2 separate regions of the Homo sapiens genome follow, and region 2 is linked to region 1. Evidence: read pairs that join two places in POLR2A ChIA-PET (ENCODE). Cell type or tissue: HCT116. All regions are shown on one strand. Each heading gives the region's core, and the rest is flanking DNA. Links, peaks and the distances in the headings are about the cores only. Region 1 holds the start of TRL-CAA3-1 (tRNA-Leu (anticodon CAA) 3-1). Region 2 holds the start of TRS-AGA3-1 (tRNA-Ser (anticodon AGA) 3-1).

Evidence for each region. Peaks named below come from ENCODE experiments on the same cell type or tissue, not always from the same donor. Only the 100,000 strongest peaks of a DNase experiment are listed, where the experiment ranks them.
Region 2: POLR2A ChIA-PET joins it to region 1 with 5 read pairs; 8 of 35 experiments call an interaction of 5 or more read pairs at or near these places.

Annotation. Positions count from the first base shown.
Region 1 is chr6:27,596,889-27,606,807 of GRCh38, forward strand. TRL-CAA3-1 (tRNA-Leu (anticodon CAA) 3-1) reads right to left here and starts at 5,787; the gene lies at 5,681-5,787. TRL-CAA2-1 (tRNA-Leu (anticodon CAA) 2-1) reads right to left here and starts at 8,857; the gene lies at 8,750-8,857. RefSeq lists a cis regulatory region at 3,631-3,803 and an enhancer at 4,707-5,207. In HCT116, for the core only: no CTCF peak of the experiment used is centred there; a DNase peak (open chromatin) is centred at 5,723; H3K4me3 peaks cover 2,174 bases; H3K27ac peaks cover 1,564 bases.
Region 2 is chr6:27,526,680-27,536,598 of GRCh38, forward strand. It overlaps TRS-AGA3-1 (tRNA-Ser (anticodon AGA) 3-1), which reads left to right and starts at 5,529; the gene lies at 5,529-5,610. In HCT116, for the core only: no CTCF peak of the experiment used is centred there; DNase peaks (open chromatin) are centred at 5,642, 6,382 and 6,693; H3K4me3 peaks cover 1,840 bases; H3K27ac peaks cover 1,650 bases.

The DNA.
Region 1 (9,919 bases), core at 3,583-7,582:
CCTCAGTTTTTATTGATTATTATTTTCATTATCTCAGCAAAATGAATGAGGTAGTTGAGCAGGGTGATAATAAGGAGAAGATCAGCAAGAAAACATGTGAGCAAAAGAATCTATGTCATAATTAAGTTCAAGGGGAGTTTACTATGCCTGGATGTGCACGAAAGCCAGATTTATGTTTCTCTCCACCCAAACATCTCAGTGGAGTAAAGAATAACAAGGCAGCACTGCTGCCAACATGTGTCACCTCCCGCCATAGGGCGATTTTTCTCCCGTCTCAGAATTGAACAAATGTATAATCGGGTTTTATACCGAGACATTCAGTTCCCAGAGGCAGGCAGGAGACAGTGGACTTCCTCTATCTCAACTGCAAGAGGCTTTCCTCTTTTACTAATCCACCTCAGCACAGACCCTTTACGGGTGTCGGGCTGGGGGACGGTCAGATCTTTCTCATCACATGAAGCCATATTTCAAACTATCACATGGGGAGAAACCTTGCACAATACCCGGCTTTCCAGGGCAGAGGTCCCTGTGGCTTTCCGCAGTGCATTGTGCCCCTGGTTTATCGAGACTAGAGAATGGTGATGACTTTTACCAAGCATACTGCTTGTAAACATTTTGTTAACAAGGCACGTCCTGCACAGCTTTAGATCCCTTAAACCTTGATTCCATATAACACATGTTTTTGTGAGCTCAAGGTTGGGGCAAAGCATCTCAGGGCAAAGCAATTGTTCAGGGTACAGGTCAAAATGGAGTTTCTTATGTCTTCCTTTTCTAGTTAGACACAGTAACAGTCTGATCTCTCTTTTCCCTACACTTATGACCTATGCACATCCTCCTGTATACATTAAATTATCTCTAGATTACTTATAATACCTAAAATACAATGTCCATGCTATGTGAATAATTGTTATATTGTATTGATTAGGGAATAATGACAAGAATATAAGAATCTGTAATGTTCAGTATAGACGCAATCATCCTTTTTTTTAAAAAATATTTTTTTGATCCACAATGGTTTAATCAACAGATGTAAAACCCACAGACATGGAGGGCTAACTGTACTAATTTTTGTAGGCTTCTACCCCCCTCCCCCCAGACAAACTGATTTCATAGGATTTGGTTGCCGGTGGGCATCAGAGTTTTTATTCCATTGACCCCTAGCTTACAAGACAATTATGTGACTTTTGCACAGACAGCTGCCATCACAAACTGCCTTTTTTATGGTATAAAGGGTCTCTTCAGGAGCTCTTAAAATGACTTCTTTCAAGTGCATTGATAGAGTTTGTAGAAAATATATTGCTACTGCTGTCTACCCTAAAAGACATCTTTACAAGTGAAAGCTTCAAAAATTTCCCCGAAAAGATTAATATGGAGTTAGTTACTTGAATCAAATTCTGGGCTCTTTAATAACCTTGAGAATATCTCTGGTCTGCTAGATTTTGACCATCTCAACTGACTGGCACATTGTATTGAGCCTAAGAAATACCTTATTTGGACTTTGTGGATTTTGGAGTCCCTTTACACTACATAATACAGCTGACATTTTAAATAAAAATAATCAAGTAGGGAGATATAGAAGAAAGATTTAGAACAAAAGTAAAATAATACATTCATTTTTATTCATGTTGGAAATATAAAGAGTCCATTAGAAAGAATGTAAACCAAGGAAAGCATAAAAGATTTTTAAATGTTCCGCCCGACGTCAAATATTAAAATTAAATATCTACACACCTAGTTGTATAAATTGGCAAACTGAAGACCAAGGTCAGAACTAAATAACCTCCAAAGAAACAAACAAACAAACAACAAGACTCCATCTCCTTTAACAATCTCCCATGTTTACTTCAAAGCAACTTTTATAACATGTCATATGTGTCAGAAAGAATTGTCAGACTTAAAAATCGACAACAGAAATTACTGGGTCCTTCCTTTCAGTGACGTGCTTGGCATTGTCTGGCAGACCCTCTAGCAAGTGTCTGATTTTTTTAGAGCTATGCATCTTTGACTTTCTATTCACTAGGCTAAGCTCTGTGATGGTAGAAGTTAAGTTATAGAAAAGTGATAATAACGCAAGTGATTCATGTTTACATTAACCCTAAGATTTTACTCAGTTGAGATACAATTTTCAGCCTTTCTATTGTGTGTTGTTTGTTCTTCAAATTCATCTTTGAAGGGGTTTTCTCAGTTGACTTAGTAATTAGTGAGATATATGAAATCTTAAACACTACATTCATGTTATATTTGTATGAAAGTCAGGTTTTCGGCTTTTCATGTGACTGACAACACCAGTACATTTTGGGAGCTCAAAAGAGGACGAAAGAAGTCCTGACAGGGAAGTCAAATGCTGGATGACGAGCACATGATGGGGTGTGAGGTATAAGTTTGAAAGATTTTAATTGTCAGAGAAAAAGGTACTCCGAGCACATTTTCTGAAGTGTTTGGAAGGTAGGACACCTTGGTCCAGAAATGGCGATGGAGCAGAGAATTTGAGTTGTTGCAAATCGGTAAAAATGCCCGAGGCAGTAAATAGAAATATGAAGCTGAATGGTCTCTTGAGTAACTGCTCAAATTCTTTTTAATCCCCAAAAGATTTTTTAAGTTTTTTTTTTTTTTTTTTGAGACGTAGTCTTGCCCTGTGGCCCAGGCTGGAGTGCAATGGCGCGATCTCGGCTCACTGTAGCCTCTGCCTCCCGGGTTCCTGTGATTCTCCTGCCTCAGCCTCCCGAGTAGACTAGCTGGAATTACAGGCGCACGCCACCACACTTGGCTAATTTTCGTAATTTTGTAGAGACAGGGTTTCACCATGTTAACTAGGCTGGTCTCGAACTCTTGACCTCAGGTGATTCGCCAGCCTCAGCCCCCCAAAGTGCTGGGATTACAGGCGTGAGCCACCGCGCCCGGCCAATACCCAAAGAATTTTGAAGAATTTTCCCTACATTTGCAGATGAAGAAAAGTTTCACAAATGATCTAAATAATATAAAACACCACACATTTTACTTTCGGAAGTGATGGAGCTGGAATTTAAACACATATATCTGATTCAAGAGGCTTATGTTTGCTACTATTGCACATTGCCTTTAAAACAATGCTGTGTTTGGCCGGGCGCGGCGGCTCACGCCTGTAATCCCAGCATTTTGGATCCAGACGCGACGGGATCACTGGAGACCAGGCTGCTCAAGGTGGTGAATCCCCGTCGGGTTTTAGCTGGGCGTGGTGGTGGCACCCTGTAATCTCAGCTACTCGAGAGGCTGAGACAAGAGAATCACTTGAACCCTGGAGGCGGAGGTTGCAGTGAGCCGAGATCGCACCACTACCCTACAGCCTGAACGACAGAGCGACACTGTCTCAAAATAATAATAATAAACAACAGTTAAATATGAACAGGGAGGTGGGCTCCAGGCTGGCCTCCATCTCTGGCACACCCAGGAAGGGGGCCATGACTGTTGTAACACATCAGCCGCATTTGAGACTTCAAGAGCCCTTGGACCCTTCTTGCAGTTGAACTTATCTGGCTCAAGCAGGAACTAACACCACAAGGGACTTTCCACCCCAAGAAGGCAAGAGGAGTATAGTTTGCTCCAGTTTTGCTTGCCCCAAAAGTAACCTTTTGCTCATTATAATAGTAAAAAACATACCCTTGGGTGGAGATTTAAGATGTTAATGAGACATGCAATGGATGTACTAGCATGTATAGCCACAGCGCATGTGCACCCAGAGGATCACCCAAAACATGCTTACTAGTCACACCTCCTCCTGCCTGCCACTTTTTGAATAAACATATAAGACTCCCGGCCGGGTGCGGTGGCTCACGCCTGTAATCCCAGCACTTTGGGAGGCCGAGGCGGGCGGATCACAAGGCCAGGAATTGGAGACTAGCCTGGCCAAGATGGTGAAACCCCGTCTCTATTACAAATACAAAAATTAGCCGTGTGTGGTGGCGCTTTCCAGTAGTCCCAGCTATTCCGGAGGCTGAGGCAGGAGAATTGCTTGAGCCTGGCAGGCGGAGGTTACAGTGAGCCGAGATTGCACCACTGCACTCCAAATAAATAAATAAATAAAATAAAAATAAAATTAAAAAAGAATCCCAAAAAGGGGATTGCCCCAGTGCCAGCTGGCGCTGTCTCATCTTCAAGAAGCCTGCTCTGACTCAGCTTTCAGTGTACTTTCGTTTTTGCAATAAACTGCCTTAAGGTGTTATCTTCGTTGTTGTTTGTCTCTTGCTTAAATTCTTTTAACCAAAAAACAAGAACGGAGGACTTTGCACTTCCCGGTAACATTTGAAGTTCTCCATTTGAAGACCAAAAACAAAAACAACAGCAACAAAAAACAATTCACCCCTGATCGTTGGGTACATAAAATAGGATCTTGCAATAGCTGTTTGCCAGTACATTCGAGTATGTTTGGATTGTCTTCTGCGTGTATGTTCGTTGTTTCATTTCTGTAGGAAATGAAGTTTCTGAAAGCTGCTAATTTGGGGCAGTAATTGAAAACATTACTACGGAACAGAATGGAAAGTAAATATTGGATGTATGTCTCCCACCTTAACAAAACGAGGGATTTGTAAAAAAAAAAAAAAAAAAAAAAAAAAAAAAAAAAAATATATATATATATATATATATATATATTACTCGGTAGAGTTTTAAATCAAGACGAAGATCTCTCTGTTCATCCATCATGGTCTTATATTTCTCTTACATGCGTCCCGTAATAACCTACATCCTGTCCCTTCACTTCACATCCCTTCTCCCATCACCAAAGAAAGAATCAAAGGGGGTCTAGATAAGCGAGGGAGAGGAAGAACGGGGAAACATGGAAAGAAGAAAGGCGGGAGGGGGTGGGGGGAAGTGGTGGTGGTGGTTTGACCTTGAGGAAGGAAACCAGACGATTGTGCAATAATACTCCAGCCTATCGCATACCCTCGCAGAAACCATTAAGATGCTGAAAATAATTATACAGGGAATACGTAAGTCCCACTCACGGGCTTGTTAAGTTAAAATGTGGTCGGAAGCATTGGGGAAAGCTCCTGAAAGGTGGTAGTTGCAAAATGGTTTTGGTAAAATCTACATCTCAAGCCCTTTTCTCCTGTTTTTGTTTGTTTTAGACACGATCTCGCGCTGTCGCCCTGGCTGGAGTGCAGTTGCGCGATCATACAGCTCACTGAAGCTTCGCGCTCCTGGGCTCAAGTGATCAAGCCATTCTCCTACCCAGGTAGCTGGGACTACAGGCGCGCGCCACCAAGCACCGCTCATTTTTTCTATAGACGGGGTGGAACTCCTGGGCTCAAACAATCCTCCCCGCTTAGTCCCCTAATCCTAGTGGTTTTTTGCTTTTTTTTTTTTTTTTTTTTTTCCTCTTGGCTTTTTGAGAGGGAGTCTTGCTTGGTCGCCTGGGCTGGAGTGCAATGGCATGATCTCGGCTCACTGCAACCTCCGCCTCCCGGGTTTAAGCGATTCTCCTGCCTCAGCCTCTCAAGTAACTGGGATTACGAGCACCCACAACTACTCCCAGCTAATTCTTGTATTTTTAGTAGAAATGGGGTTTCGCCATGTTGGCCAGGCTGGTCTCGAACTCCTGACCTCAGGTGATCCACCTGTCTTGGCCTCCCAAAGTGCTGAGATTACAGGTGTAAACCACGGCACCCAGTCCCCCAATCCTAGGATTAAAGGGGCAAAATAGCTGTGTCAGAAGTGGGATTCGAACCCACGCCTCCATGCGGAGACCAGAAGCCCCAAACCTGGGAAGTAGCAACTTGAGTCTGGCGCCTTAGACCACTCGGCCATCCTGACACGCACTGTTACTCCTTAAGTTTCATTATGTAACTCGTAGTCAGCAGACGCTGACTCCGACAAAGGAGGAAAAGACCTCGGATGGGTGGCGTACGCTCCTGGTTTTCACAACGGTATTTATTATTTTGCCCGGTGCTATTCTAAATGATGCTAAACATAGCATCATCAAAATACCTTATGTTGCTATCTTTCGGGTTAATTCAGAAATGAAACAATAGGGAAAGTGGCAAATACTCAGAACAGTGCTTCCTAAGTTACCATCTGGCTCCGTAACAGTTTCCTGGCTAGAGGGACCCTCAAAGCTCAGTATTCAGCGTCCTAAGCAGGTGCTTTGTAGAGAGAAACAAAAGTCATGCAATATTTTTATTTTTACTTTTCCGGTTCCCCCACCTAGCCCAAAATACACTGTGAATACTTTGAAGCAGAAATAAAATCAGTAACAGAAAAATGAACTGCCCCAATTCAAAAGAATGGTTGGAAAAGATGAAGGTGGAGAATGGAGAAAAATAATTAATAATTTTATCATTTTAAGAGGTTCCTGGAGCAAGAAAGGGTGGTAGGTGCTTGTGAATGTGCAGAGGTGAGAAGAGTGAAAAAGTGGAATTAATCATGGAGGCGGGTAAGAAAGGAAGAAGAGGCGTCAGGTTTGGAGAGGTAAATTAATCAAACTATCCATGGCTCATTTTTGTTATCGGTCAATGAAATCTTTCTCTTTCTCTCTCTCTTTTTCCTTTACTGTTATGTTGTTTTTCTTTGTCATGCCCACCATACAGCCCTTTCCTCTCTCCCAACATACAGGCACCCTCTCTAAAATATTTAAAATTATTATTTTTGAGACAGAGTCTGACTCTGTCACCCAGGCTGGAGTGCAGTGGCGCGATCTCGGCTCGTTGCAGCCTCCACCTCTTGGGTTCAAGCGATTCTTGTGCCTCAGCCTCCCGAGTAGCTGGGACTACAGGCGCGCGCTACCATGCCTGGCTGATTTTTTTTGTATTTTTAGAAGAGACAGGGTTTCACCACGTTGGCCAGGCTGGTCTCGAACTCCTGACCTCAAGTGATCCGCCCGTCTAGGCCTCCCAAAGGGGCGGGACTACAGGCGTGAGCCACCGCGCCCGGCCTATTATTATTATTATTATTATTGTTTGAGATGGAGTTTTACTCTGTCTCCTATGCTGGAGCGCAGTGGCGCCATCTTGGCTCACTGCAACTTCTGCCTCCCAGGTTCAAGCGATTCTCCTGCCTCAGCCTTCAAGTAGTTGGGATTACAGGCGCGTCCCACCACGCCCAGCTAATTTTTGTGTTTTTGGTAGAGATGGGGTTTCGCTATATTGGCCAGGCTGGTCTCGAACTCCAGACCTCAAGTGATTCTCCCACCTCGGCCTCCCAAAGTGCTGGGATTACAGTCGTGAGCCACCGCGCCCGGACAAAATTATAATAAACTATCCTTGAAAAATACGTTGTTGATTTGCGTGATTTAAATCCTAACTTCTGGCCGGGCGTGGTGGCTCACGCCTGTAATCCCAGCACTTTGGGAGGCCAAGGCGGGCGGATCACGAGGTCAGGAGATCAAGACCATCCTGGCTAACACGGTGAAACCTGTCTCTACTAAAAATACAAAAAATTAGCCGGGCGTGATGGTGGGTGCTTGTAGTCCCAGCTACTCCGGAGGCTGAGGCAGGAGAATGGCGTGAACTCGTGAGGTGGAGGTTGCAGTGAGCCGAGATTGCGCCATGGGACTCCAGCCTGGGCAAGGGAGCAAGACTCCATCTCAAAAAAAAAAAAAAAAATAAATCCTAACTTCTTTTCTTTTACTCAACACGGTTTGAAAAATCCACTCATCCTGCTACATGTACACCTGCTTGGTCACTTGTGGCTGCTGCATAGTATGAAAACCATAGGCAGTATACCTGATGGACATCTAGGTTGCCTCTAACAATCTGCTACCTCAAAATGCTAGAAGGACTGTACTTGGCAAGGTCAATCATGGAGCTGAGCTGGAATTTCACTGAGGTGGATTCCTAGAAGTGGAATTGCTGGGTAATAATTTAAAAGTTATACAGGAGGATAACCCAGGTAATGTTAATATTGCAAAAAAAACCTAAGACCCTGATTTTCAGCCCAAGATTTCAATCTATGTATACTTCATATAATGCAATTTTTATCTTCAAAAACAAGAGACAGAAAGGATATCCAAATCAGATAATTCTGAGAAGCAATCTCAGAAGAAGCTTTAAACTTAGTTTCTTTTTAACAGGATGATTATTTCTTTTGTTATTGATGACCCAAACTTGTTTTCAGCAGTGTCATAATCTTGAGGGTTCTTTCCTCTTAGGTTTTAGAGGTAACCTAGGAAATCTTTTGGTAGAAGTTTGTAACAGATTATTTTACGTGTGCAGAAAAGCAGTGAAGATTTTAGTCACTGATCAGTTGACTGATCAGTTGAACGGCTAAGGAAAAGAACTGGGTGTTACCGTCGTTGCTAGAGCGGTGTGAGTTTACGACAGTTGCTGGTCAGATCAATGTCCGACTCCCCTTTCAGAGAGACAGACGATATACAGGAATCTGGAACATTCCTACAGGGCTCTCTGAGAACGGAGACCTTTTTCTCGTGCCTTTTTTCTTTTCTTTTCTTTTTTTGTTTGTTTAATTTTTATGTTAGCGGATTCACAGACCAATAGATGGAAATCCGCTGCTTACTTTCTCGCAGGAGAAAATGATCTCCAACAGTGCTGCGGGACTGCGTCCAAATGGCACTGAAAATATCCCAGGATTCTGTAAATGTGGGGTTTTCCTTTGTCGATTGGTTTGATGTAAGAGAGATGCCTCTCTCTTTGCGAGACCCTGTTTGGCGAACATCGGTTGGGGAGGGAAATCTTGGAGGTAGAAACGGCTGAACTATTGTGGCATTCCTTGGCGAAACTTTCGGTACAAATCTGGTAGGGAAAAACAAAAGATCAGGCTGTGTCAGAAGTGGGATTCGAACCCACGCCTCCATACGGAGACCAGAAGACCCGAACACAGGAAGCAGTAAGCTTGAGTCTGGCGCCTTAGACCACTCGGCCATCCTGACACTGTGACAAAAATCCTTGAAACTATACATGATGAGTAATCACGGCTTACGGCTCGCCTTCTGGCTGAATCCCAGCCGCAAAAGTTCTCTCTGGAATTTGCCCGACTAAACAGGAGCTCCGAACTCACTGATTACAGAATGGAAAGGTAGAAGAATACAACTGTTAGTGCGGAATTGAATAATTCTTACAGTACTGGAGACCAAGATGGGAATTGAGGAACAAGATATGAAGGAGACGTTTCCACGTCACCTCTCCCCTTCCTCCAGTAACTCCCCGCTCTCGGCCCTGCCCTCTCCCTCTGACCCAGGCCTCCTGACTCGCATAGACCTCTGCTTACGACCCTGACCCTGTGGGGTCACTTTGCTCTTTGTGACTTAAGTCCTGATGCAGTAGCTCCAACTTGATGCTGCCCCAGGGCCAGTGGGAACTTTTCTGGACAAGAGGAGGCCATAGCAACAGAGTGGGGCTGTTCTGTACATGGATTTCTAGGCATTCCCCCTTCTCCTCAGACTATCCGAACTGTGATTTCACCACCGGAAGTCATCCTTACATGTTTCATTTCGTTACACAGTTCAGTAAACATCACTGTCTTCTGCCCTGTAGGGTCGCCTATGCTCTATAGTGATAATCCTGTCTCTCCTCTCTCTAGAGCTCTCAGATGCTTTTCTGCAAATATTACCCACTGTGGGAGGCAACAGCTATTTCTTTTTTGAGACGAAGTCTCGCTCTTGTCCCCCAGTCTGGAGTGCAATGGCGCGATCTCGGCTCACTGCAACCTCCGCCTCCTGGGTTCAAGCGATTCTCCTGCCTCAGCCTCCCGAGTAGCTGGGATTACAGGTGCGTACCACCACGCCCAGCTAATTTTTTGTATTTTAAGTAGAGACGGGGTTTAAACATGTTGGCCAGGCTGGTCTCGAACTCCTGACCTCAGGTGATCCACCCGCCTTGGCCTGCCAAAGTGCTGGGATTACAGGGGTAAGCCGCCGCGCCCGGCCGGCAACAGTTATTTCTAAAGATAAGAGTGTACATTTTATGACTGAAAAATACGTTTCTAGGACTGT
Region 2 (9,919 bases), core at 3,299-7,298, 70 kb before region 1:
CTCGGCTCACTGCAACCTCCCCCTCCCAGGTTCAAGTGATTCTCCTGCCTCAGCCTCCTGAGTAGCTGGGATTACAGGTGCAGGACACCACGCCCGGCTAATTTTAGTATTTTTAGTAGAGACAGGGTTTCACCATGTTGGTCAGGCTGGTCTTGAACTCCTGACCTCGTGATCCACCCGCCTCGGCCTCTCATAGTGCTAGGATTACAGGTGTGAGCCACCCTGCCCGGCCTGCCTTTTCTACCCTTAGGGACACTATGCTGTATTAACTATCTTCACAGCTCTGTAGGTTAAGCCCCCTCTGCTTACATAGCCAGATAATCATTATTGTATGGCTTGTCACCCATGTTTTCAACTTAAAAACACATGAATCATCACACAAACATTTTACAACGTCATCCGCACCATAGAGATTTTTAAAACATCTATCTCAAGAACTCATATAAAAACCAGAAATTTTTAGCAATTATATGTCACTTTGTTTCAGAGACTCCTTGAGCACTCATACCACTCAAGCTGGGGTCCTCCTTGCCAGCTTGGCAGTGAGTAATATAGTTGTCAAATCACATTTTACCATCTGCTTTCACAGACCTCTTCTGATACCAGCTGTGAAAGTTTGGGATCGCTGGAAAGCAAACACTAAGATGCATTACAAGTGCAAGGGGTTATTGACAATAATGCCCATAACAATAAACAAAGAGGAGAAGGAAAGATGAATGCAGTAAGAGATTTCAGACCATGATGTGGGTCTGGCATGGGCAAAATTAGAGAAGGAAGAAAGTAGGATTGGGTAGAAAAACCCTGAGGTTTTGGCACAGCTCTGAGAAAGTCTCGTCCAGCTTTGGTATAGAAATTGCTCATAGATAAGACCCCAGTCAAGCGGAAATGGCCAGGCTTTAGCGTACACCCACTCTGCTCACCAAGAAGAAAACAACCTCAGTTTGAACACTGTAGAAGACGGTAAAAGTGCTGTAGCTGAAGATGGTAAAAGTGCCTTGGAGGCTGTCAGCTGACAGCATTTCTTGCAACTGAAAACAAGTTCTTCCTTGAAGGAAGATCTGAGCAGCGCACCTCCATGGCCACAGAAATTTTACAATACACATTTAATGATATTTCAGTATAGATAAAGATTATTTAAACAAATCTATTTACCTAAATGACAAATATAGAACACTACACTCAACTAAAAATATATATTATTTATTTATTAAAAGATATTGTATTGTGTATATTTGATGCTTACAACATGATGCTATGAAATATATGTAGATAGTAAAATGATTGTTCCAATGAGGCAAATTAACATGTATCATCTCACATAGTTACATTTTTTTTGGACAAAACATCTAAACTCTACTCATTTAACAAAAATCCCTAATATAATACAATTCAATTCACTAGAGTCTCCATGTTGTACATTAGCTCTCTAGACTTGTTCATGCTACATATCTGCTACTTCGTATCCTTTAACCTACATTACCCTATTTCTTTTCTCCTCAGCTACCCCTGGCAACCAATTTTTTATTCTCTCTGTATGTTTGACCTTTTTTTTTTTTTAAATATATATCCACATATAAGTAAGATCTCATAGTATTTTTCTTTCTATGTCTGGCTTATTTCATTGAGCATAATATCTTCCAGGGTCATCCATGTTGTGGCAAATGGTAGAATCTCCTTTTTTAAGGCTGAGTAATATTATACACACACACACACACACACACACACACACACACACACACACACACACACACACAGATTCTTTATCCATTAATCTATTGACAAACATAGTTTGTTTCCATATCTTGGCTATTATGAATAGTGCTTCAGTGAATGTGGGAGTACAGATGTCTTTTACGAGGTAGTAATTGTATCTCCTTTGGGTTTATATCCAGGAGAGGAATTGCTGGGTCATATGGTAGTTCTATGTTTAATTTCTTTAGAAACATCCATGCTGTTTTCCATAATGACTGCACAAATCTACATTCTCACCAACAGTGTACTAGGGTTCTCTTTTCTCCACACCCTTGCCAACATTTGTTGTCTCTTGTCTTTTTGATAATAGCCATCCTAACAGGTGTAAAGTTATATCTTATAGTGGTTTAATATTGCATTTTCCTGATGATTAATGTTGTTGAGCACATTTTCATATGCATATTGGCCCTTTTATGTCTTCTTTGAAGAAATTGTTCAGATCCTTTGCACATTTTTCATGAGACTGTAGTGCTGCCAGCTGTGCTCAGAAGGTAAGTCTCTTTGACCATTTTTTAATCAGGTTATTTGTTTTTCTGCTATGGAGTTATAAGTGTTCTTTATAAATTTTGAATATTAACTCCTTTTCCCCAGTCTGTAAGTTGCCTTTTTATTTTGTTGATTGTTTTCTTTGCTGTGCAGAAACTTTGTAGTTTGGTGTGGTCCCATTTATTTATTTTTGTTGTGTATCCTGGACATTTGGCATGATATCCAAAAAAATTATTGCCAAGGCCAATGACGAAGAGCTTTCCCCCTGTTTTCTTATGGAAGTTTTGTGTTCAGGTCTTACATTTAGGTGTTTTATCCATTTTGAGTTGATTTTTGTGTATGGTATAAGAGTCTAATTTCATTATTTTGCATGTGGAAATCCAGTTTTCCAAGCATCATTTATTGGAGATTCTTCTTCTTTTTTTTTTTTAATTCTCTATGTCTTTTTTTTAATTTTTTTTTTAATAGTATTTATTGATCATTCTTGGGTGTTTCTCGGAGAGGGGGATTTGGCAGGGTCATAGGACAATAGCGGAGGGAAGGTCAGCAGATAAACATGTGAACAAGGGTCTCTGGTTTTCCTAGGCAGAGGACCCTGCGGCCTTCCGCCGTGTTTGTGTCCCTGGGTACTTGAGATTAGGGAGTGGTGATGACTCCTAACGAGCATGCTGCCTTCAAGCATCTGTTTAACAAAGCACATCTTGCACCGCCCTTAATCCATTTAACCCTGAGTGGACACAGCACATGTTTCAGAGAGCACGGGGTTGGGGGTAAGGTTATAGATTAACAGCATCCCAAGGCAGAAGAATTTTTCTTAGTACAGAACAAAATGGAGTCTCCCCTGTCTACTTCTTTCCACACAGACACAGTAACAATCCGATCTCTCTTTCTTTTCCCCACATTTCCCCCTTTTCTATTCGACAAAACCGCCATCGTCATCATGGCCCGTTCTCAATGAGCTGTTGGGTACACCTCCCAGACGGGGTGGCGGCCGGGCAGAGGAGCTCCTCACTTCCCAGACGGGGCGGCCGGGCAGAGGCGCCCCCCACCTGCCAGACGGGGCGGTGGCCGGGCGGGGCCCCCCCCCCACCTCCCGGACGGGGCGGTTAGCCGGCCGGGGGCTGCCCCCGACCTCCCTCCCGGACGGGGCGGCTGGAGATTATTCTTTCCCCCATTGTGTCCTCTTGATGCCCTTATCAAAAATTAGTTGGCAGTATATGTTTGAGTTTTTTTCTGGGCTGTCTATTCTGTTGCATTGGTCTGTTTCTGTTTCTATTCAGGAATGATTATGCTGCTATCAGAACAATATGTCTTGATTATTTTAGCTTTATAATATAATTTTAAAGCAACAAGTGTGATGCCTCCAACTTTGTTTTTCTTTCTCAGTATTGCTATGGCTATTTGGTGCATGTGTGTGTGTGTGTGTGTGTGTGTGTGATTCCATATGAATTTTAGGATTATTTTTTCTACCTCTGTGAAGAATGTCCCTTTGGAATTTTGATAAGGACTGTACTGAATTTGTATATTGCTTTGGATGGCATGGACATTTTAACATTATTAACTATTCTAATTCATGAACATTGGATATCTTTCCATTTATTTATGTTGTCATTAATTTCTTTCAACATTTTATAGTTTTCAGTGTAAAAATCTTTCATCTCCTTGGTCAAATTTATTCCTAAGTATTTTATTTTTTGATGCTATCATAAGTGAGATTGTTTTCTTGATTTGTTTTTCAGTTAGGTCATTATGTTTATATAGAAATGCTACTGATTTTTTTATGTTGATTTACATATTATTTTTAAATACCCTTGGTGGGCCCTAATGCAAGTCTTTAAAAATGTACAAGGATTGAAATGACACAGAATATATTCTGTGGGCCCAGCATAATAAAAATAAAATCAATATCAGAAATAAAATGGAAAACCCCAAAATGTTACTAAATGAAAAAACACTCATCCAAAGCCATAGCTTAAAGAAATCACATTTAGTTAAAATGAAAGATAAAATAAGATATATAAAAATTTGTGTAATGCAGCTAAACTGTGCCCAAAGTCTAATTTATAGTTCTACTTGCATATATTAGAATAAAGATGTTTCAATATTTGATGTTAAAGCTTTTTTCTCAATAATTTAGAGGAAAAGAGCAAATTAAAATGTTAGAAACAAGATTATAAAAAGATAGAACACACACACACACAAACAAACAGAGAATATCAACAAAGCCATAAACAGGCATTTAGGGATGATTGACAAAACTATTGTTCTAAATCAAGGATTGTTCAACAAAACGAAGAGAAAACAGAAAATACTAATACCAGGAATAAATATAGGATAACATTACATTTTAGTATATAGACATCAAGAATATACTAAGAATACAGTATGAACAATGTTTTGTAAATAGATTTGACAATTTAGGACAGATTTCCTTCAAGAGATGATTTACCAAAACTGACAGAATAAGGAATTAAGACCTTGAGTTTACTCCTCATCTCTCTTTCTTCTACCTGGAAACCACACTAAGTGAGTAAATCTACTTTTTGTTTCCCAGAATCGTTAGTGAAGCTCAGATAAGCATTCAAAGGGCATTTAAATAAGTGGGGACTTAAAAAAGAAAAAAAAAAGGTAGTAAAAATCTACCTTTGATTTGAGATGCAGGGGGAGTCCTTTACTGGAGGTCAAAGGGGGAGTTGTCAAGGGGAAAAGATGAAGTTTCTTAGAGGCAATACCAGGCTCTCAAACTGACAATAAGTGGATTTCTAGTGTATCCTCTTACTAAGTGTAGCCTCTTACTGGGCTACCACTGAAATACTAGTGCATTTCCTTTCAGTAAATAGAAGTGCATCTCATTCCTTTTATCAATTGCAGAATCTTCCATTATATGGATCTTCCAAAATTTATTTTAAAAGTCAAACATCGATGGCCATTTGAGGTTGTTCAAATCATTGCTATAACTCAAAATTCTGCAGCAAATGTTAGAGCTTGTCGCAATTGTTGCGGGTGTTTCCTGGAACACCATCAGAAGCGGATGGAGCAGGAAGCTTGGTCTCTGGGAATGCCTCCCCGCGTAGTCTCCTTCCATCAAAACATCAGAATAAGGGGTCCTCCTAGGTCCGAGGATAAAGTGTTACTTGTCAGTTTACCACAACAGCATGATAGTCATCTAACTGATGTCAAAAAATAAGAAACATTGACAGCGAATACACTTTTTGGCAGAAAATTTGACCTTTCCAAGGGAGCTAAAGTTCAGTACAGTGACTTATGCTAATGGACAAAGTGTCCTTCACGTAGTCGTGGCCGAGTGGTTAAGGCGATGGACTAGAAATCCATTGGGGTTTCCCCACGCAGGTTCGAATCCTGCCGACTACGGTCCCTTTCTTGTTGGAAAGGGAGTCTACTGACACCTTGCCAGATTGAAAGTCCGGTGTCTTGCCAGGTTGAAAGTCTGTTATTGTCTCTCAGGAAGAAGCTTGCTTGTTCCAACCTGTAGGCTTTTCCTCTTTATGGACCCACTAAAAATACTCCATGTCTCTGAAACAATGAGGAAAAGTCATACAAAAAAAAGTACTTCTATCACAGTCGTATTATTGATGTTTTCCTTTGCCCTAAGAAGAGCTCAGGGTGATGTTTTTCTGTTTCCTGAAACAGATGCCCCATTTTGAAGACAGCTTTCCTTAGAGAAAAAAATTGCTAGGAGTGTTTGTGTCTCACAGAATTGTCCCCTTATTAGGGATCTTCTCCAGTCAAGCAAATGCCCTGGTTTAACGTAGAAAAGGAAATTCCAGGAAATCCATGATCAAATACAAGAGAAAGTGGCACACAGGCATGGTCACCAAGATGAGAATCTATATTGGGCATTTATAAGCAAACCACTACATAATAAAAGATTATTGAGTAAAGCAATTTTTTACATAACCCAATTAAAAAAAAATCAACCATGTCAAGTGGAGTGGCCTGTCCTGGGGTCCAGGACAGTGGTGAAGCAAGAGTGACTAAAACCGAGGTGAGGTTGCGATTATATCCTGAGCACAGAAAGAGCCCCAGCTCAGATGCAGAATCTCATTGTGATGAACAATTATGGGTTAACGCATTGACCAAAAGAATGTTGACCACAGCTGAGTATCTTCCTAGGAATTCCTAGGGGAATTCACGCATCACTGCCTTGGCAGCTTAAGTGGAGCTTGTCCTCACCTCTCTTCTGCAAATCTTCAAAGAGTTGTGATTTATTTTACCTCATCCAAGAATGATTCTAATATTTTTTCATAAACAGAGTGCCGGCCCTGTTCATTGATAAAATACCAGATCCTTTCTTCTTTTATGTGTCTCTTTAGAGCACTGCATTTCAAAATTAGTGGGGCAGTGAGAGTAAACTGCCACAAATCCTCTACTGAGCAGTGCAGGCAGGAGGAACAAGACTTGTCTCAGTGTACGGAGATTCAGGTTTCCAGAGGAGGAGCCTGATCAGTTCTCCTACCCTCTCCCACATCCAGCATGCAGGTTCCTTTGATTCGGAAAAACAATCTAATAGAATTCTAGAATGTGAAAGCTAATGAAATGCTAAAGCCCTTTTGAGGAAATAATTCCTAATAGTAGAGTTAAGTATTCCATCTGACATATATGATCAGAAATTGAAAATATAAATTTGTTCAAAAAGATATCTTAAATGGGTGGGCGCAGTGGCTGACGCCTGTAATCTCAGCACTTTGGGACACCGAGGCAGGTGGATCACCTGCAGTCAGGAGTTCAAGACCAGCCTGACCAACACGGAGAAACCTCGTCTCTACTAAAAACACAAAAATTAGCCGGGCATAGTGGCGTGTGCCTGTGATCTCAGCTACGTGGGAGGGTGAGGCAGGAGAATCGCTTGAACCCCAGAGATGGAGGTTGCAGTGAGCCGAGATCGCGCTGCTGCACTCCAGCCTGGGGGACAAAGCAAGACTCCGTCTTAACAATGATAACAACAGAAACATATCTTAGAGAGGAGTGTTGGTAGCATAAATAGGAGCTTCTCTCCTTCTGGATGCTTTTTTCTGGAAAGCCCATGCAGACTCAAGTTCAGGTTCTGGGGCTGGAGCAGAGATCTTGAGCAAGGATTGATCTTACAGAATTTTGCCTTGTAGAAGAACAGCATTTGATCTAGTTTCTGAATAATGCCATCGAGTTCTAGAAGGGTTTTGTTTTGTTTTGTTTTGTTTCTCTTCCTACTACTAAGGAAGAGAAAAGATGTCTTATAGACAAGAACGTAACATGGAAAACGAGACACACTGATGGACAGTGTCATGAAAACCAGTGTTACAGTCAGTGCAGAAAAATAAGGAAACACAGTATGGTGCCCATAGTAAATAATACTGTAGTGTATATCTCTTTAAAAAAATTTCTTAATTGAAATAGAGATGAGGTCTCCCTGTGTTGCCCAGGCTGGTCTCAAACTTCTGGCCTCAAGTGATCCTCTCACCTTGGCCTCCCAAAATGCTGTGATTACAGGCATGAGGCACCTTGCCCAGCCACATAGTGTATATTACAAAATAAACAGACAAGAATGTTCTCACCACAAAGAAATGATAAGTGTTTGAGATGTATATGCTAAATACCATGATTTGATCATTATACAATGTATAAATGTAACAAATCATCACACTGTACTCTGTAAATATGTATAATTATTATGTGTCAATTAAAAACAAGATTAAAAAATAAAAAATAAAGTGAAACCACTGTTCCCTTCTGTGAATTCTTGGCTACTAAAAAATTGTCAATAAATCATGAACATGTAAAATTAATACAAAAATAAATAAAACAGGTGCATGTTTACCTAAAGCAAATAACTTTCAAGGCCTTGCCTGTCCCATACTGCTAAGGGTATTGTCAAACTTATTTTTATTTTTTTCTTTCATATTTTTTATATTTTGAGAACAAACAGTACCGCTTTAGGGATCTAGTTCTATAAGCTGACTTTTCATTGCTCCATCTTCAAAGCTCACAGAATAATGGAAGACACTCTCCGGTTTTATTTGTCTTCCACCTCAACTGTGGACTCCCTCACTGCTTGCTTGATTTTCACTAGAGGGGCTCATGAATCAGACCATGGCTTCACATGTCATTTCCTCAACTGCCTGGTTGTTCCTGCCTTTTTTTCTTTTCTGTTCTTTTCTTTTTTTTTTTTTTTTGAGATGGAGTGTTGCTCTGTTGCTAGGCTGGAGTGCAGTGGCGCAATCTCAGCTCACTGCAACCTCGGCCTCCCAGGTAAGCGATTCTCCTGCCTCAGGCTCCCTAGTAGCTGGGACTACAGGCGCGCACCACCACGCCCAGCTAATTTTTGTATTTTTAGTAGAGACAGGGATTCACCATGTTGGCCACGATGGTCTCAATCTCTTGACCTCGTGATCCTCCCGCCTTGGCCTCCCAAAGCGCTGGGATTACAGTGTTCCTGCTTTTGAGTGTGATGATGTCAAGATAAAAGGACATCACCCTTAAAGGGAAAGCATTAGAGAAAGAGCCATGGAAAACACAGAGTTTAAAATACTATTCTCATATTTCAGGTTTTATGGAGAGTTCTTTTCTAAAATAGTTTGAAACTTACTTGGGAACAGTGTTCTGTGATCCGAACTGCTAGGCAGCTCCTACAGGGTCCTTCCAAGCTCTGCTGCAAAAAAAAAATTTCCTTGGTACCAAGAAGAATAGAAGATATACCAAGAACTGATCATTATTGTACCATCAATGGCAAAGGAAAGGTAGGAGAGAGTAGCCATCCCAGATTGTTACCCTAAAGGGCAGTGGGGAGAAGCAAATGGCTTTTACTAGAGTAAAGAATCACAGGTCTCAGAATTTGACCCTACCCAGCTGGACTCCAGTGTATGCCATAGCCATGATGCAAAGACGATTTTATTGCATTGTAAATTTTCAACTGTTAAAGGAGGCATTTCCAAGTGTTCAACTGTCTGTGACTGTTTGGAAAAAAACCTATGCTGCAAAAAGAAATTTGTATTCTGTGATTCGATGGATAGTGGTCACCGGTTTAACAGAAGAAAATGTCACTGTCTTCCCTCCCCTACCCCACTTCTTGACCTTCACCCCCACACCCCAGGGAGAGTCCATACATCCCTTCAGAGCACCTTGGCCCACTTGCCCACTTGGAGGGAGACAGTAGAAAGAAGACGTTCTGGTAAGTGGGATTTTTTAAAAAGCTGATATTAAACAAAGGAGTTTAATCATTCTTACCCACAGACTCAAAGAGAAAAACATATAAAGATCAATTTTAACATTAGTTTTAGGTTACAGTGAATTTTAAATTTAATTCTGACATGCTTACAACCATCACCTTCTACACAGGATAGGCTCTGGACTCTCTGCAATCAATATATAAATAGGTTTGATCTAGCAAATCAAGGAAACATTATTCTACATAAATACAGACCAAGAATGTAGAGAAGGAAAAGAATTTCTCCAATAGAAATTTAAAAACTAGAGAAATTTAAAATTGCAACATGAGGAATACAATTTTCTCTCCTTCAGTAATTGAACTGCCTCCTCAGACCTAGTAATAGCTAGTGGCCCTGTGGGCAGCCACTTGACTGGCTTAGAGCTGTTCTAACAGAGAATATAACTTAGAAGGAGGACAAAGAATGAGATGAGTAAGAATTTGGACTAAAACAATCAGCAGATTCAAGTAAGGCAATAT